Linked DNA regions of Homo sapiens: region 2 is linked to region 1. Evidence: read pairs that join two places in POLR2A ChIA-PET (ENCODE). Cell type or tissue: PC-9. All regions are shown on one strand. Each heading gives the region's core, and the rest is flanking DNA. Links, peaks and the distances in the headings are about the cores only. Region 1 overlaps LOC400499 (putative uncharacterized protein LOC400499). Region 2 overlaps CLEC16A (C-type lectin domain containing 16A).

Region 1 (9,026 bases), core at 502-8,501:
AAAAATGTCACACATACAAGTCATCCATTTAATCTCAATGAAGCTGCTGGCGGGGATGGGGGGAAACATTCACTATGTAAGTGGATAGCCAACAGGTCCCTCAAACACAAGACTGGTGTCCTGCAGACCTACCCTCTTCAGGGTAGGGAACAGATGGCCTGAGAAGGAGGTCTGACCAGTCTAGCCAGTGCGGCCCCTGAGCTGTGGCTTGGGGGTGGGGGTGCCCTTGCCCGTGGCCAGGAAGCACCATCTATGGTGCACAGCCAGGCACCTGTCGGCCAGTCCCAGCATCCTGAGGGAGGCAGTACCAGCCCCGTGGGCAGCTGTCAGAACTGAGAGGCACAGAGAAGCCCACGGTCACACACATGGAACTTGAAGACCAGGCTGTTTTCTACAACACCAATGTGCTGCTTAGACATGACTGCGCCCACGCTTCTAGGGAGCCCTGGGCCTGGGTGTGAGTCCCACACACATAAAGCACTCCTTGCCAAGCCTGGGTACCGGGGTTCCCCCATAGACATGAGGGGCTCCCCCTGCATCAAGAACAGTACATGCCCATTACCCATATGAGCGAGCCACGTTGTTACCTACATTTCACGGTGGAGCAAATAGAGTCCCACAGGTTAGACTCACCTGGCCACACAGCATTTCATGGTGGAGGAAACCGAGTCCCACAGAGGTTAGACTTGACTTGCCTGGCCACACAGCAAGCCTGAGCCACAAGCAAGCTCCCCAGCCCTTGGCTACAGGTCGCCTCTGACCGGCGAGTCTGAAGTCAGTCAGTTCTCTTCCAGCTGGATCTGGAGGGCTGCCGTCTTCTCCAGCAGTGCCCGCAGGGAGGGAGCTGGCCTGAAGCCCTAAACCACCCTCCTCACCCCTCTGCAGGGCCAAGACTTATATTCTGGACAAAAGCAGGATGTGTACCCTCAGCCCTAGTCCCATAGGACCTTGGGAAGTCCAGTAAGCTCTGGGCCTGGCACTGTGATGCTACTAGCCTATGGAGGCTTCCCTGTGCCCAGGAGGCAGGGGGCTCTCAGGGAGGAGGGCGGCACAGCCCGGGGCAGGACTCACATTCCCAGGGGCCCGCCAGCAGGCGGCGTCTGAGCCAGTAGTACTCAGCCAGCACGTTGGCCCCAGACAGCTCTCGGAGCGGCCGCAGCAGCTTCTCCTCCATGAGGTAGCTGGTCACCCGGGCCACGTCCAGGGGCTCGTCCCCCGCAGGCAACAGTGGCAGCATCACCACCACTGAGCGGTTCCTGCAGGGAATGCAGAGGACAAGTCACTGTGCCTGCCCGAGCCTTGCTTCCCTTGGCTGCAGAGGGGAGCTTCTAGGTCTGCAGGAAGAGCTCTGCAGTGGAGAGCATGAGGGTGCCTTTCAGGGAGGGGCTGTCCTTGTTTTGGGAAATCCCATCATGAGGTGGAGGAGGACAGAGGCCGGCATGACAACGGAGGTGGTAGATGATGGCTGGGGACAGAAACAAGCTGCCCCATTTTGAGGACACAGATGTCCGATGTCATGCCTACTCTGCTCCCCGGGTCTTGGGCAGCATGGGCTTATGTGTGGGGATGCCGAGGACAGGAGCTGGAAGGTCTAGGAAATTTTGTTTTTTAAGAATCTCATTCTGTCGCCCAGGCTGGAGTGTAGTGGCACAATCTCAACTCACTGCAACCTCTGCCTCCCGGGTTTGTTTCTCCTGCCTCAGCCTCCCAAGTAGCTGGGACTACCAGCGCCCACCGCAACACCCGGCTAATTTTTGTATTTTTAGTAGAGTTGGAGTTTCACCACATTGGCCAGGCTAGTCTCAAACTCCTGACTTCAACTGATCTGCCCACCTCGGCCTCCCAAAGTGCTGGGATTACAGGTGTGAGCCACTGTGCCTGGCCAACAGGTCTAGAAAATTTCTACAGTTTAGGGGAGGACTGGAACTTTCTCAGGATCTAGAGTAGGAGTCAAGCCTGTGAGATTTGAATGATCAGGGGGATGTCAGCTCACATGGGGGTATAGTGGGAAGACAAACATCTCATACCCTGTTGTTGATGGGCCAGTAGAGAGGGAGCAGGGGCAGGTGGCCTCACTTGCTTACTTCTAGGAACCCAGAGGCCCTGCAGCTGGAGGCAGGAAGCAGCCTCAACTCCCTCTCTGCCACCTGAATCCATGTTTTGGCACCCCCACCTAGCAGTGACAGGATCCCACTCACCAGGTAGGTGAGTAACCAGGCAGGTCATTCTTCAGCCAAGCCAAACCCCGCCCTGGGAGCTCTTCCCTTCATCAGCCTCCATTCTGACCGCAGGAAGGCAGGAGCAGGAACTTGTATCACAGGGAGTCTTTTCCCCATGATGTGGGTTTAGTCCCTATTTTATGGCTGGGGAAACTGAGGCACAGAGCACTGAGGCAGAGGAATCCTAGTTAGAGGCAGAGCCGGATTCCAGATGCTCTGTGAGGCCACCAGCATGGAAGAAGGAGCTGCCTCCCTGCTTGGAGCCCGGTTCCTGGTGGGCCTCGTGCCTGTGAGGGGGAGGATACTGGGTCCCCAGGTCTCTGCTCTAAACTGGGCTCCCCCCTTCTATCCACCACCCCCGTGTTCTCAACACAGGGGCCAAAAGGGTCTTTTAAAGTGAAAGGGCGATCACATCCTTCCTAGGTCAGAGCAGAAGCCAGAGACCAGCTGAGCCCCACCTACCCGCCTCCCCAGTCTTAGGAACTCCCAGTCACATCCACTCTCCCTTGCAGGCATTCTGCTCCAGCCCTGCTGGCTTGATATTCAAATAGACAGGGCTGGGCTTGGTGGCTCATGCCTATAATCCCAGCACTTTGAGAGGCCAAGTTGCTTGAGCTCAGGAGTCTGAGACCAGCCTGGCTAATATGGTGAAACCCCGTCTCTACTAAAAATACAAAAATTCGCTGGGCTTGGTGGCACATGCTTGTAATCCCAGCTACTTGAGAGGCTAAGGCAGGAGAATCCCTTGAACTTGGGAGGCAGAGGTTGCAGTGAGCTGAGATCACAGCATTGTACTCCAGCCTGGGCAACAAAGAACAAGACTCCATCTCAAAAACAAACAGGCCAGGCACATCCCTCTCCCAGGCCTTTGTGCAGTAGTGACCCCCACCTGGAGCGCTCTTACCACGCTGGCCCCGTGGCTCTTGCTGAAACTCTACCTTCTCCTCAAAGCCAGTCATGGCCACACCGTTTCATAGGATCCACCCCCCCATCTCACCGATGTTCCTTCTCTAGCATTTGCTACCTAACGTATAGCTCAGGGGTGGTAAATGGTGACCAGTGGGCCCCAGCCTGTGGCCAGCTTCTGCACGGCCTGCAAGTAAGAAGGGTTTTTGTGTGTTAAAAAGATTATTACAAAACAGGCCAGGTGCAGTGGCTCATGCCTCTAATCCCAACACTTTGGGAGGCCAAGGCAGGTGGATCACCTAAGGTCAGGAGTTTGAGACCAGCCTGGCCAACATGGCAGAACCCTGTCTCTACTAAAAATACAAAAAATTAGCTGGGTGGGATGGCACGCGCACCTGTAGTCCCAGCTACTAGGGAGGCTGAGGCAGGAGAATGACTTGAACTCAGGAAGTGAAGGTTTCAGTGAGCCAAGATTGCACCACTGTACTCTAGCCTGGGCAACAAGAGCAAAACTCCATCTCAAAAAAAAAAAAAAAAAAAAAAAAGATTACAAAACAAAAGCAAGGAAATGTGACAGAGCCGAATGGCCTGCTTAAGATGCGACTCTCAGGCCCTCTGCAGCGAGCTGTACCAGCCCCGGTGTAGATGACTTCCTTGTGCTTCGTGTCTGAGTAAAAGTGAGCTTCCTGAAGGCAGGGTCAGCCTCAGCCACTGCGCTCTCTGCAGCTCCTGAAATCCTGCCTACCCTCGGCCAGTGCTCACGAGGTATCTATGGAGTGAGGAAGAAAGCCCAGCTTCCTCATCTGTAAAACGAGGAGAGAAGAAGCCCCTGGGCAGGGTGGTCACAGGAGTCAGTGTGTCGGAAGGTGTCAAAGCATTCAGCACTGCACCTGGTATGTGGCAGGCACGCAGGATGCGCTACTCTCAAACCCCGAGTTACCTGGCCGACAGGCTGTACAGGTCCAGCAGTGGTTTGCAGAGCCTCTTCAGTGCCCGTGAGAACGTGGCCTCAGCCCAAGACAGCATCTGTTGGGCGGCCTGGAGAGGGAGGGGACAGTGAGAGCTGGCTCAGTCATCCTCACCTGCCAACTACGCCCCATCCTTGCTCACTCACCAGCTCCAGGGCTCCTTTCATGGCCCCCAGGGCCGCCCTGATGGGCCTTGGACCCCCTTTGCCTGGCATCCCGGGCACCCAGGCCTGCAGCCGCCGCATGGCCTCCTCTGCTCGCTCCCGCCACACCTCCTCCAGGGGCCGCAGTGTCACCTCCAGGTAGGCATCCTTCAGTGTGGCCAGGGGCCCTGCAACAGGCAGCCACCACCCACCATGAGACCTCAGGGCAGGTCAGAGAACCAGCCCTGCCCAGACACGCCAGGCCTCGAGGAGATAGGGCCTGTTCCTGGGATTAAGATGTGGGGAGCTGGGGGAACTGGAACAGAGCAGTGGCACTGGAGATTGCAGGGGAGTTGTCACAGCAGGCCTGAGCCGTCTCTGCAAGGCCTGCTTATAAGGTTGTCTGGGAACTTGGATTGGGGGAGGGTTCCCACCAGTCCTAGAATTGATATGAGGCTCCCTGCATCTGAACTGTTTGTACAAACGTGGTTTATGCCGGACCCCTGCTTGCTTCCTAGGAGTCTGACAGTGTGGTCCGTGCCAAGCAGCACCTGCCAGTGTGGCAGCCCCCAATAAAAACCCTGGGTGCTGAGTCTCCCAGGAGCTGCTCTGGTGACAGCTGGGACAGCTAAATGCATCCTGTGTGAAAGCGCTGGGACTGGGAGAGTACCCTGGGCACTGGCCCTGGTTCTCCCTAGACTCCGCCCCAGCCCCCTTCCCTGTGCTGACACTCCTGCATCCCCTCACTATAATAAATCACAGCTGTGAATAGCGCTGGGCGGAGTCCTGGCGCATTCCTCCTGATTCACTGCCCTGGGGGTGGTCACAGGAACACTCTGGCACAGCAGGGAGGATCGGGAGGTAACATTCAACAGCCAGTCAGAGGGATGCCCACCCTGGCGCTGGGCAGGGCCTTGGGGGCTCTGTGCTGTGCTGGGCATTAGCCCTGGATGGCGGAGAGGCCAGAGGTTCCCAGTCCTGCCACGAGGCTGGTTGGGGCAGCAGGTGTGAGCCTTTAATGACCACCTGGCCACATTGAGCTCATCGTGGAACCAGAAAGAGATGCTGTGGCAGTGAGCTTCACAGAAACAAGGCTGTATACTCAAAAGAAAGCAGGCGGGAGACTGAAAAAACCTAGGCAGCAGGCATAAGGGAGATGAGCTTGGAGACTCTGTAAAAATGACACAGCAGACCCAGAAAAAACAAAGGCTGTAGATCTATAACAAATAAGGCAGGGGGCTAAACACAGCTGGGCTACAGGCCCATGGGAAGCGAGGCCACATTTCTGATTGAAACAGTGCCACAGGCCAATGTGAGCGCTTAGGGCCCCGGTGGAGAGGGGGGACATTGATTTCCGCACAGGATTGAGCCCTCCCCCTCCCACACTTACATTCCAGCTCCTCCCGCAGCTGCTCCAGCCCCACCTGCAGCCACTCCAGGTAAAGAGGCAGGTGCTGGGTCAGTGCCTGGCTCCGGGCCCACAAAGTGGCTACTGCCCAACCACTCGCCTGCATGGCCTCCCGCCCCGCCTGGGACAGCTGCAGAAGGAGGCCTGCCACGCCGTCCAGGGTGCCTGCCGGCTGCACCTGGACAGGGAAACCGAGGCAGAATCAGGGTGAGGTCCAGGGCAGAGAGAGCCCCAGACCCTCCTGCCTGGTGAGTGGGGGCTACAAGCCAGGTCAGAGGGGGACCTCTCCAACCTGAGCCCCCACCCTCCCCTGCTGTGATACCCACCAATTGCTGGAACCTTCTCACAGAGGCACCCAAGCCTTGAACCTTCTCTTCCAGCCGGGCTTGCACCTGGGAGCCAACTGCTGCAATCCTGGACTGTGAGGACAGAGGAAGAGGCTGGGGCCTCGCAGGAATGAAGTAGACACAAGGTTCTCGGTGCCAGCAGCAGGTGTGGGCCTCACAATGGGGTTGTCTGCCCTGGTTTCTGGGCACAGCTGGACCCCAAGGGCTCGGGGCTCCTGGCACGGGGGCCTCTGCCCAGTGGGAGAACGGTAACCCCTTCCCTGTGTCCCAGCCCAGGCCCTCTCACCTCCACATGGCCCAGCAGGCCCCCCTGGCAGCCGCGCGCGGCCAGCAGGAGACTCTGGTTGGCAGCCTGCAGGGTCAGGCGTCCCAGCGGCTGGGAGGGCTGCCTGCCATCCCGGAACAGGACCTCCGCCTCGGCTGTCCGCCCATGGGCACATGCCCGCAGCACCACACTCTCCTCTCTGCCCCCTGGAGCCAGAAAGGGACCTGCTGGTGCCCCCACCATGTCTCTGGCTGCCCACTCCCCCTCCACCGCTTTCCGTAGCTCCCCACTGCCCCAGGCCAAGCCTCAAGGCCCTAGGATTTGAGAACCTTGAGCTGCACCACCTAGAGCAACCACCTGAGCCACCTGAAGCCCCCTCTTCTGTCCCCTCCCCCGACACGGCAGTCAGTTAGGGATGCCATAAGGCTTCAGGGGGTTTCCTGAGGTTTTTTTTTGAGACACCAAGGCAGGAGTACAGTGGCTGGATCACAGCTCACTCCCAGCAGCTGAGACCACAGGAACACATCACCCCCTACCCCACCAGGTTTTTTCGTTTTTGTTTTTGTTTTACTTTTTGAGACAGAGTCTCGCTCTGTCGCCTAGGCTGGTGTGTGGTGACACGATCTCGGCTCACTGCAAGCTCCGCTTCCCGGGTTCACGCCATTCTCCTGCCTCAGCCTCCTGAGTAGCTGGGAACTACAGGCACCCGCTACTGTGCCCGGCTACTTTTTTCTATTTTTAGTAGAGATGGGGTTTCACCGTGTTAGCCAGGATGGTCTCGATCTCCTGACCTTGTGATCCACCCACCTCGGCCTCCCAAAGTGCTGGGATTACAGGTGTGAGCCACCACGCCTGGCCACCCCCCCCCCTTTTTTTTAAGTAGAGACGGGGTCTCACTATGTTGCCCAGGCTGGTCCTGAACTCCTGAGCTCAAGCAATTCACCCATCTCGGCCTCCCAAAGTGCTAGGATTACAGGTATGAGCCCCTGCACCCAGCCCCGACTTCTGAAATCTTAACGCCCAGACCCCCGTCCTTTCTTGAGCCAACAGGGGCCGTGGCCCAGCTAGCTGAGCTGGGACCCAGCTGCCACTCACCCTCCTCATGGGCCACAGAGGCCTGCAGACAGCTTGGGGCCCGGAACACAGACAGCCTCACTTTCTCCTCTCTGTTGTCCACGCTTCCCTCCAACCGGACCAGGCTTTGAGAAGTCGAGGTGGAGACACGGCCCAGTAGGCCAACCCGCTGAGCCTTGGAGCCACGAAGCTGGGAGGGGGAAGGCAGAGGCCTGAGTGGAGCCTGGCCCACCTGTCCCTGGTCTCTCCCCTGCCCGCCCCAGGCTCAGGAAGAGGCTGGCTGGGGAGGCTGCTGTTGGACCTGTAGGGAACCAAGGGAAGGCACAATGCCCACGCCCGATCTCCAGGGCACCAGGTTCCCCACGCCATATCCCTGTCTAAGGCTGCCAGTGCCCCATTACAGAAAGCACTTTTGAAAATACTCCGGGCCAGGATCAAGGGCTCACTCCTATAATCCCAGCACTTCAGGAGGCCAAGACGGGTGGATCGCTTGAGCCCAGGAGTTTCAGACTAGCCTGGACCACATGGCAAAAACCCTGTCTCTACCAAAAATACAAAACTTAGCCAGTCTCATGACAAATACTTTTTTTAATTTTTAAAAATACCCATCTAGGAGCCCAACCCAGCAGCAGCCGCCCACAGGGTGGCTTAGAGATGGCTGCTGCCCAGGCCCCACCCAGACACTCTGATTTAATTGGTGTTGGGGGCCCCGGGCCCTGGCATTTCTAACATCCCCAGTGCCCTGGTGTTTCTGCTACAGCCCAGGCTTTCCGAGTTTGCATGGGAACCACTGCAAAGGTCTAAGCAAGGAGACACGGGCACACCTGGCATAACACCCCAGGCACTGGGCAGCTTACCTAAGTCCCTGCAGGTGCCCAGCCTTGGGGGCACGGCAGGGACCAGGACAGGCGAGTCTAGAATGGGGTGGGAAAGAGGCTCAGAGGCCCCCAAGAGAACACAAGCCCGGAGGAGGCCCTGCAGGGGAGGGAGCCTCAGCTACCCTGTATTCTAGTCCAGACACTGCAGCTAACAAGCTGTGCACCCTTCAGTAAGGGTGTCACCCTCTCTGGGCCTCAGCTCCAAGATCTGTAAAATGATACAGAACAATGGTTCACAAAACTTAACAGGACTTAAGAGTGTGTGTGCGCGTGCACGTATGTCTGTTAAGGGTTGAATTTTGTTCCTCAGATAGGTTGAAGCCCTAACCTTCTATACCTGTGAACGTGGTGTTATTCGGAAATAGGTTTTTTGCAAAAGTAATCAAGTTGAGGCCATAGTGGATGAAGGTAGGCCACACACCCAATGAATGCTGTCCCTGTGAGAAGACCATGTGAAGATGCCACCCAGAAGGCAGAAGGCCACCACGTGGGACAGAGGCAGAGACTGGTGTGATGCCACCACAGCCGTGGGTCCTGGCAACCACCAGAAGCTGGAGGTGCTACAGAAGGATCTTCCCTAGGACTTTGAGAGGGAGTGTGGCCCTGCTGACAACTTGCTTTTGGACTTCTGGCCTCTAGAACTGTGACACCATACCTGTCTGTTGCATTAAGCCTTCCAGTTGGTGGCAATTTAATACAGTAGTCCTAGGAATCGAATGCAGGGTGCTTACTAAACATGCAGAAGCATGTCGATCTCTGAGGAGATCCAAGTTGGTAATAGGGCTACAGCCCAGGACTCCTGTGGAATTTAACCAAGC
Region 2 (9,026 bases), core at 307-8,306, 370 kb before region 1:
TTCACTTAGAGTTGTTTATTGCTTAAAAAACAGTTCAGGATGTTTTTGCAATTTTCCCTCCCCCATGCCCACCCCAATACTTTACTTATCCCCATATAGAGGATATATAGCTGAGCACATTAATTCCTCACTTAACATCAAGGATAGGTTCTTAGAAACTGTGACCTTAAGGGAAATTATGTATAAAGAAACCAATTTTACCATAGGTGAGTTGATATCAACAGGAGTTAAGTTCATGTGGCATACTTCTGGTCACGAAAACATATCTAACTTCTACATAAAGGCCCAAAATACTTCTAGCATTAAACATTGAAATAAATGTGAGCTGTACATACACTTAAGAAAGATTTATGGGCCGGGCACGGTGGCTTACGCCTGTAATCCCAGCGCTTTGGGAGGCCGAGGTGGGCGGATCATGAGGTCAGGAGATCGAGACGATCCTGGCTAATACGGTGAAACCCTGTCTCTACTAAAACTACAAAAAATTAACCAGGCGGAATGGCACGTGCCTGTAGTCCCAGCTACTCGGGAGGCTGAGGCAGGAGAATGGCGTGAACCCGGGAGGCGGAGCTTGTGGTGAGCCGAGATCACGCCACTGCACTCCAGCCTGGGCGATAGAGTGAGACTCCGTCTCAAAAAAAAAAAAAAAAAAAAAAAAAAAGAAAGATTTATGAAAACATGTAAGATAATTACTTACCCGATTTTTGGTGAATTAATGAATGAACAGCAGTCATGGTGGTGGTGGGTTAAATCAAGGAATAAATGTTTGCAAAGTGAAAAATCATAAGGAGCACCTCCTTCCTGCACGAGGTTCAAAACCAATCACAAATCTGGTAGGCTTGTTGAATGCTTTCATACCACATCATTTATTGTCATGCATTTGTATTATCGTCTACTTTATGAATTGTTATTTGACAATCATTTGTATTCATTTATTTTCCAACTCGCATATTTCCAGTTTAGGATCTTGTATGACCAGTGCCTGGGTACTTCAGGACGCCAGGTGGGAGCCAACTCTGGACAGGGCACCATCCTGTCACAGGACAAACTCACACGCCCCCACACTCACTCAGACTGCGCCTGTGTGGACATGCCAGGGAACTTAACATGTACATCTCTGGGATGAGGGAGGAAACCAGAATATGTGGCAAAAACCCATGCAGACATGGCGAGAACATGCAGACTCCACATAGACGGTGGCCGGGACTGGGAATCAGTTTTTTTCTTTTTATCCTCATCCATGTTATAATGCAACAATGTTGAATGAAATGATGTTATTCAAAGATCTGCTGTATTGTGTTTATAAGCTACTTGGATTAATCTGAGCATCCTTCCTTTCCCCATTCAGAGTGGATTTGGTATTCATTTAAAATAAATTTGGATTCAGGCTAGGCATGGTGGCTCACACCTGTAATCCCACCACTTTGGGAGGCTGAGATGGGCGGATCATTTGAAATCAGGAGTTTGAGACCAGCCTGGCCAACATGGTGAAACCCCATCTCTGCTAAAAATACAAAAATGAGGCCAGGTGTGCTGGCTCACACCTGTAATCCCAGAACTTTGGGAGGCCAAGGCAGGCAGATCATTTGAGGTCAGGAGTTCGAGACCAACCTGACCAACATGGTGGAGCCCTGAAAATACAAAAAAATTAGCCAGGCATGGTGATGTGTACCTATAGTCCCAGCTATTCGGGGAGGCTGAGGCTGGAGAATCCCGTTAGACTGGGAGGCAGAGGTTGCAGTGAGCCAAGATCACGCCACCGCACTCCAGCCTAGGCGATGGAGTGAGACTCTGTCTCAAAAATAAATAAATAAATAAAAATACAAAAATGAGCCGGGCATGGTGGCGTACACCTGTAATCCTAGCTACTCGGGAGGCTGAGGCAGGAGAATTGCTTGAACTTGGGAGGCAGAAGTTGTAGTGAGCTGAGATCATGCCACTGCACTCCAGCCTGGGCAACAGAGTGAGACTCTGTCTCAAAAAAAAGAAGAAGAAGAAGAAGAAGAAATTTGGATTCTTTTTTAAAATTTCCAGTTTAGGCTTCTTCTTTCTCATTCTCATTGATTTAATTTTCATTTTAAAAATGCATGGAATATTAGCAAACTGAAGTATCCTTCCTCCCTTCCACTTAATTCCTGTCATCTCTTATAGATAACCAACTTGATTGTGTACTGAAGAAGTCTCCTTCCTGTGTTTCTTTCTGTAAAAATAAGCAGATTTGTGTATGTTTTCTTCTTTTCCTTTCTTACATACAGGGTAGCATATGTGTTCCTTCCACTTAGCAATGTCTCCGGAAATTACTCCATATCATTTCTCAGATCTTCTTCATTCCTTTTCACAGCTGTGCTGTGTGTATGTACCATAGTTGATTCCATCGGTCTGTTATGCCTGGGCATTTAGGTAGTTTCCAGTATTTTGCAATTACAAAGAATACTACAGTAAATATCCTTGTGCATGTGCAGTTGCATACTTCCAGAGGTGTGTCTTGCGGAGAAAGACCTACAAGTGGGCTGCTAGGTTGTAGAGTATAACGGTGATTTAAACTTTCCTTTTAAGCTGTATTTAAGTGAAAAAAAAGTAATAGTTCAAATAAAATGAAAAATAGTACAGGTAACACAGAGACGTGACAGAAATCATAAAAGCAAGCAAATTAAACTATTGCTTCAGTCCCTTCAAACTCCAAATAGTATCATAACTGAGGTTCAGTCAGAGCCCCCTGGAAATCCAGCCTCAGTGCCTCAGTCCCGGCCTTGGGGACCATAGGTGGAACTCTGTATCCACATAGCCTACTGAGCTGCTTTCCTTGGTGGCAGCAGTGTGGCGCCCGCACCTTGGGAGGGAGGCTGGCCAGTGACAACAGGGACAATTGGAGTTGGGGCCCGGAGTGGCACAGAACCGTGCCAACTTCAGGTGTAGCACTATGAGGAGGTTCCCTGTGACCCTGATCATCAGGGGAGGTCAAGTCCTCTTTGATGTCCTCTTCTAAAGATGATACTCACTTTAGAGCAGTGAGAATCTGGGGAGCCCTTTCCCCCAAAAACCTGCTACCAACTGGTCCCATGCCCACATAGCACTTTGCATAGAGCTTCAGGGAATTGGCAGACCTATAAGGGTTGTTTCAGTACCTATAAGGGTTGTTTGGATAAAACTATCAAAAAGAAGAGCAAGAAACCTTTCCTTGACATTTGAAGATCTGATCCGCATTCATCTAGAAAATTAAGTGGAGCCACTCACTCTACAGCTGTGCTAGCTGGATGAGGACTGTGAGGTGCAGCTGTGCGCACAGGTGTCACAGCCAGGGTGTGGAAATCCCATTTTGTGTGGAGAGGCCCATGTGGGTCTGGTTCTGCGTCAAGATGTGACACGGGGGTTGGGGGTGAGGAAGGGGGAGCGGTCCTGGCTTTGCTGCTGCATTTCCAGCTGTGTTAAGAATCACTGCACTTGTGGGTTTCTGTGCACTCATACTCAATATCCAGGGTTGGACCAGACGGTGGTTTTCAAGCAGTTTTGTGTGAAGCCGTAGAATTCCAGAAAGGGGCCTCATGGAGTGCACGAGGGAGCCCACGGCAGTCAGAGGCATTTGATGCCCACCACCCTTTCCTGGAGCAGCTCTGCGCTCATCTGCTGACTGTGGTGGGATGCCCTGGAAAATTGTCCTGCAAATTAGTATTCAGCTGCTTAAAAAAAAAGTTGGATGAGCTTGGTGCTGAATTGTCTTCACCCTCTTCTCTGCTCCGGAATTCTGCTGGTGTCCAACGAGATTAAGCCAGAAAGGGGACAACTACGTCACAAAGCTTGGCCTCCAGGCCAGGGTGCTGGGGCTTGGCCCTGTAACCTTAGGAAGTACTTGGAGCTGAGTTCCCACTGTGTCAACCAAGCAGGGCAGAGCTGAGCCTGGGGAAGGAGAACTTGCAGCTGTAGGGGAGGTGGGCCTATGCCACGTCCTCTGCCTCATGGGGCAGAGGCCAGAGGCTGGGAGACGAGGAGGAGGCTAGCCTCACAGGCTTGCTTGGGAGTCTTCAGATGTCTGATGGCAAGCCTTGTTAGTAAACACAAGCAAACCTATACATATGACATTTAAGCATACATCTCCCAAATATGTGTAAAAATTTATGTATTATAAATTATATATAATATGATCATGCTAGTATTATGGACAGTATAAAACAAAATAGATTTTAAAAGATGAGAAGCGTTAAAAGACCTACTGCCTAGGGAATCATCTTGCATGCCCACTGAGGTCCATACCCACTTTGGAGATGGCCAAGGTAGTTGGAGGACACTAGGTGCCTGAAGGAGGCTGGTGAAGGTGAAAATGGCAGAAGGGAAAGAGAATTATGTTTCCCCGACAGCAGTCTGCACCACGTTCGAACTCTTTTTTTTCTTTTTTTTTCTTTTTTTTTTTTGAAACAGAGTCTCACTCTGTCACCCAGGCTGGAGTGCAGTGGCCCAATCTTGGCTCACTGCAACCCCCACCCCCTGGGTTCAAGCGATTCTCATGCCTCAGCCTCCCCAGTAGTTGGGATTACAGGCGCCCGCCACCACACCCAGCTAATGTTTGTGATAGGTTTCACCATGTTGGCCAGGCTGATCTCAAACTCTTGACCTCAAGGGATCCTCTTGCCTCAGCCTCCCAAAATGCTAGGATTACAGGCATGAGCCTCCACGCCCAGCCCACATTCCAGCTCTTGGCCATATCTGTGTACTGTTTGCTCTGCTGTTTACTGGATAGCTTTCTTTGAATTGACTCACTTGTTTTTTTCCCAAAATTTAGCCTTATTCTAAGCACTAATATCCACAGAAGGCTTTCTGTGCAGCTAGAATTTTCTTCCAATGCACAATGAAATAAGTACAAAACTATGCAAACAAAGCATTTGTCCACACACCACTTAGAAAGCACTGTTGGCTCCCACCTGTGTGATGGGGCCCGCCCTGTGGGAGACTCTGATCTTTGACATCTGACTTCAGATCAGATGGGAGGGAAGGGGGATGGTGAGAGTGAACCTCACATAGGGCCGGGGCCCATGTGAATATCGGGGCGGGGGGGGGGGTGCTCCTCCATGCCAAGGGGTGCCTGCAGGTACAGTCATGCCTAACAGTCTGGGGAGAGTCTCTTGGGGCATGAGATATCTCCCCACGAGAACACTTTGTGACCACATTGATCACAGACTTTGTCGGGGAGTGGCCCACCCCGCCTCAGATCACAGCTACCATGAATCATTGCCACTCGGGCCCGCTGCCAAAACATCTCGTGTTGGGCTAGACCAGTCGCTCATTTATCACTTCAAGAGATACTTATTGTGTGCCTACTCTGTGCCAGACACTGGATTAGACAGTGGAGAACAAGACACATAAGACAGCTACAAAACCCCTGTTCTAGTGGAGGAAGGCAGACAGTAAAGAAGCAGAACAATAGAGAATGTAAGAGCCAAGTCACAATGAATGCTATTATTATTAAGTAAAATCAAGATAAGGGGGAGGAAGGACAAATCTCCTCTACAGAAGAATGCCAAATAATTTATGGAGATACGCGAAGACGTTTCAGAACCTAATGTCCCATTCTCTAAGTGTGGCCTGTGTTTACTGACTTTCTTCCACAGAGTATGGTATGGAAGGAGGAGGAAAAGTGACTTCACAGTGGCGAAAGCTGATGAACATTAGCTTGGCCAAGTATTGGAGATTAACATCAACAGTTATAAGTCATATTGATAGTATGTGCCCTGATAGGATGTGATGAGAAGGGTACTTCCCCTCTGTGGTCCTCCTCCTCAAAACCTGTAACCCCAGTCTAAATAGCAGAAAGACATTGCACAAACCCAGAGTGAGGGACTCTCAAGAATGCCTGACCAGTACTCCTCAAAATGTCCAGGTCATCACAAGCAAGGACAGTCTGAGAAACGTCACATCCAGAGGAACCTAAGAATGAGGACTCAATGTAAAAGGGATCCTGGAACAGAAAAAAGACATTGGGAAAAACTAATGAAATCTGCCCAAAGTGTAGAGTTTAGTTTAGTTAATAACAATTTTTAAAGAGGTATTAAAAAAAAAAAAAAAAAGGCAGGTGAAGGCCGGTGTGGTGGCTCACGCCTATAATCCCAGCACTTTGGGAGGCCAAGGTGGGAGGATCATTTGAGCTCAGAAGTTTGAGACCAGCCTGGGCAACATAGTGAGACCCCATCTCTACAAATACTAAAAAATTAGCCGGGTGTGCTGGCATGTACCTGTGTTCCTAGCTACTCGGGAGCCCAGGTGGTCAAGGCTACAGTGAGCCATGATCACACCACTGCACTCTAGGCTGGGTGTCAGAGCAAGACCCTGTCTCAAAAAAGAAAAAAAAAAAAAAAACAGGTGAAGAGGGCGTCCAGGAAGATGTCTCCGTGGAGGCGACATGTGAACTGAGCCTTGAATGATGCACCCCAGTCACACCTGGCTAGGAGAGACCTGGTGTGAGAGCCTTCCAGGCAGAGGAAATTACTGTGTAAAGATCCTTGGATAGAAACAAGCTTGGGCCAGGCGCGGTAGCTCACGCCTGTAATCCCAGCACTTTGGGAGGCCGAGACAGGCAGATCATGAGGTCAGGAGATGGAGACCATCCTGGCCAACACGGTGAAACCCTGTCTGTAATAAAAATACAAAAGATTAGCTGGGTGTGGTGGCGGGTGCCTGTAGTCCCAGCTACTCAGGAGGCTGAGGCAGGAGAATGGTGTGAACCTGGGAGGCGGAGCTTGCAGTGAGCCGAGATCATGCTACTGCACTCCAGCCTGGGCGACAGAGCGAGACTCCATCTCAAAAAAAAAAAAAAAAATGGAGACAAGCTTGGGATGTTCAAGAGATAGTGAGAAGCCCAGCACAGCTGGAGCAGCATGAGCCAGCCAGGCAGGGATGGCCAGGAGGTAAGGTCAGAGGTGGACTGGGGCCAGGCCGTGTGTTTGGATTTCATCTTGAGAGTGATGAGTAGGCACTGGGAGTTTTGAACAGAGGAGTGACATGAGCTAATTTCATTAAAATCACTTGGGTTTGTGTGGAGAATACATTAGGGTGGCAGAAGAGGTGGCAGACGTCCCTGCATGAGCCGGGGGGAGGGAGACCATGGCAGAGGCGGTGTCTGAGCCCAAGGTATGTGTTCACATCCCTCTGGAAACAGAAGTGCAGGTTCACATTTTGTCATCTCTTTTAACCCCCTGTATGTCTCCCGAAGGTGGGGAAAAAGATGTGAACTCTGAGTTCCAAAGGCTGACTGTTTGAAAGTCCACGCCCGCACAGCCAAGAACTCTGATGGGGACACCATAAAGCCCAACCCTCATCCATCTTTAATTCAAGATGTTTTCTTTGGTGGTTCATAACTTTTTCTGAAAAATAAAAATGCACACCATGCTTAAGCTGATTGCTACAGGTTACCCTTGTTTAATGGGGAGAAAAAATGAGGTTCCTAATCTCTCTCTGCCTTCTGGAAGTTGTAAGTAAAAAAGGAAAACAAAAGGCTTCAGTCACATCAGAGCTTTCTATTAAAAATGTAAGCAGCTTTAGGCCAGACATGGTGGCTGACGCCTGTAATCCCAACACTTTGGGAGGCCGAGGTGGGTGGATCACCTGAGGTCAGGAATTCGAGACCAGCCTGGCCAACATGGCGAAACTCTGTCTCTACGAAAAATACAAAAATTAGCTGGGTGTGGTGGCAAGCGCCTGTAATCCCAGCTACTCAGGAGGCTGAGACAGGACAATCACTTGAACCCTGGAGGCGGAGGTAGCAGTGAGCTGAGATTGCGCCACTGCCCTCCAGCCTGGGTGACAAGAGCGAGACTCTGTCTCAAAAAAAAAAAAAAAAAAAATGTAAGGAGCTTTAGAATGTTGTCAGTGAGGTTGATTATGTTTATCAACCACATGTCATATCTTCTCAGCTGCCTGAAATCCTTTGGGAAGGAAATGTGGTATCAATAAAGTAAAAAAGACGATTTTAAACTCTCGAAATAGAATAAATGATTGCAATTTGTGTTTTGTTGTCAAAGACAGGAACACGTTTCTTGGTGTTGCTGTGATGAATGGAAAGAGAGGCTCTGGCCTCTGTCTTATTTCCACCCCAGTGTGTCTCTGGTGTTCAGGTCGCTGCTGTCGGACATGTGCTTGATGTGTTTGGAGTCATTTATGCATATTTATTCTCCAACATGAGCATGTGTATAAATCTAGGGCTGAAAAGCTGTCTGGACTCATCCCAGTCTCCATTTTGGCTTCCAGAGATCGAGATGGTGATCATGGAGCGTAGCAAGCTCTCAGAGCTGGCCGCCAGCACCTCCGTGCAGGAGCAGAACACCACGGACGAGGAGAAAAGCGCCGCCGCCACCTGCTCTGAGAGCACGCAATGGAGCAGGTAGCTGCCCGAGAGGTCGATGCTGAGTGCTCTCTCAGGGAAGAGGAGAGGGCTCAGTGGGGAGGTTGAGCCCTAGGGCCAGAGCCTCTTCTGTCCCTCAGCCCGACCATGCTGCCTCCCTTTCTTTCCCTGCTTCTCCAGCTCTGGCCACCCAGAAGCATGGAGACGGAGCCATCACTCAACACTGTAATGCTCACTCCTTTGCAAAGAGATTCGCCAGGATAGCGCAACTCTCTCCCTGCCCTGCTCCTGGCACTTTGGAGCTTGGCTCTGTCTAAAGGACATGGGTTGCTTCACATTGGCTGCTCCTAGAAATGCTCTGCTGCTCCAAGGAAGGATCCCCTCAGTAGCTGGGCTTGGATCTCCCTGCCTGGTTCATTCCCTGCCCTGCACACACAAACACATACCCCATCTATAGGGCCTGCCCTCTTGACTTGGCCACATGAGTTGGTGCTGCCATCCACCTTTGACTTTTTGCCTGATTGTTCATTTCATCGATGGCCATCTGTAGCTACATCTTCTTAAACCTGGGTGACCCCACATTTCCTGGAACCTTGCCATAGCACCAGCCCCTCCACAATGGGATTGGAGGGAAGGCTACTCCCAGCGTATGCTGGTAGCTGGTAGCAGGGCTTCATTTCAGAGTTATTTCCTTACCTCG

Evidence for each region. ChIA-PET counts read pairs that join two places held together with the same protein. Peaks named below come from ENCODE experiments on the same cell type or tissue, not always from the same donor. Only the 100,000 strongest peaks of a DNase experiment are listed, where the experiment ranks them.
Region 2: POLR2A ChIA-PET joins it to region 1 with 7 read pairs; 3 of 35 experiments call an interaction of 5 or more read pairs at or near these places.

The regions. Positions count from the first base shown.
Region 1 is chr16:11,386,040-11,395,065 of GRCh38, forward strand. LOC400499 (putative uncharacterized protein LOC400499) reads right to left here. Exons shown (of 67, transcript NM_001370704.1): 55 at 7,352-7,520; 56 at 6,278-6,462; 57 at 5,971-6,063; 58 at 5,627-5,822; 59 at 4,240-4,424; 60 at 4,066-4,163; 61 at 1,072-1,256. It also overlaps a transcript of LOC105371082 not described here. Among named protein-coding and RNA genes, the nearest start is that of RMI2, 45 kb to the left of the region's middle. RefSeq lists enhancers at 823-1,132, 908-1,790, 1,323-1,412, 3,828-4,582. In PC-9, for the core only: no CTCF peak of the experiment used is centred there; no DNase peak of the experiment used is centred there.
Region 2 is chr16:11,011,961-11,020,986 of GRCh38, forward strand. It overlaps CLEC16A (C-type lectin domain containing 16A), which reads left to right. Exons shown (of 24, transcript NM_015226.3): 12 at 8,233-8,365. Among named protein-coding and RNA genes, the nearest start is that of CLEC16A, 72 kb to the left of the region's middle. RefSeq lists a silencer at 4,752-5,046. In PC-9, for the core only: no CTCF peak of the experiment used is centred there; DNase peaks (open chromatin) are centred at 4,771 and 5,221; H3K27ac peaks cover 1,600 bases.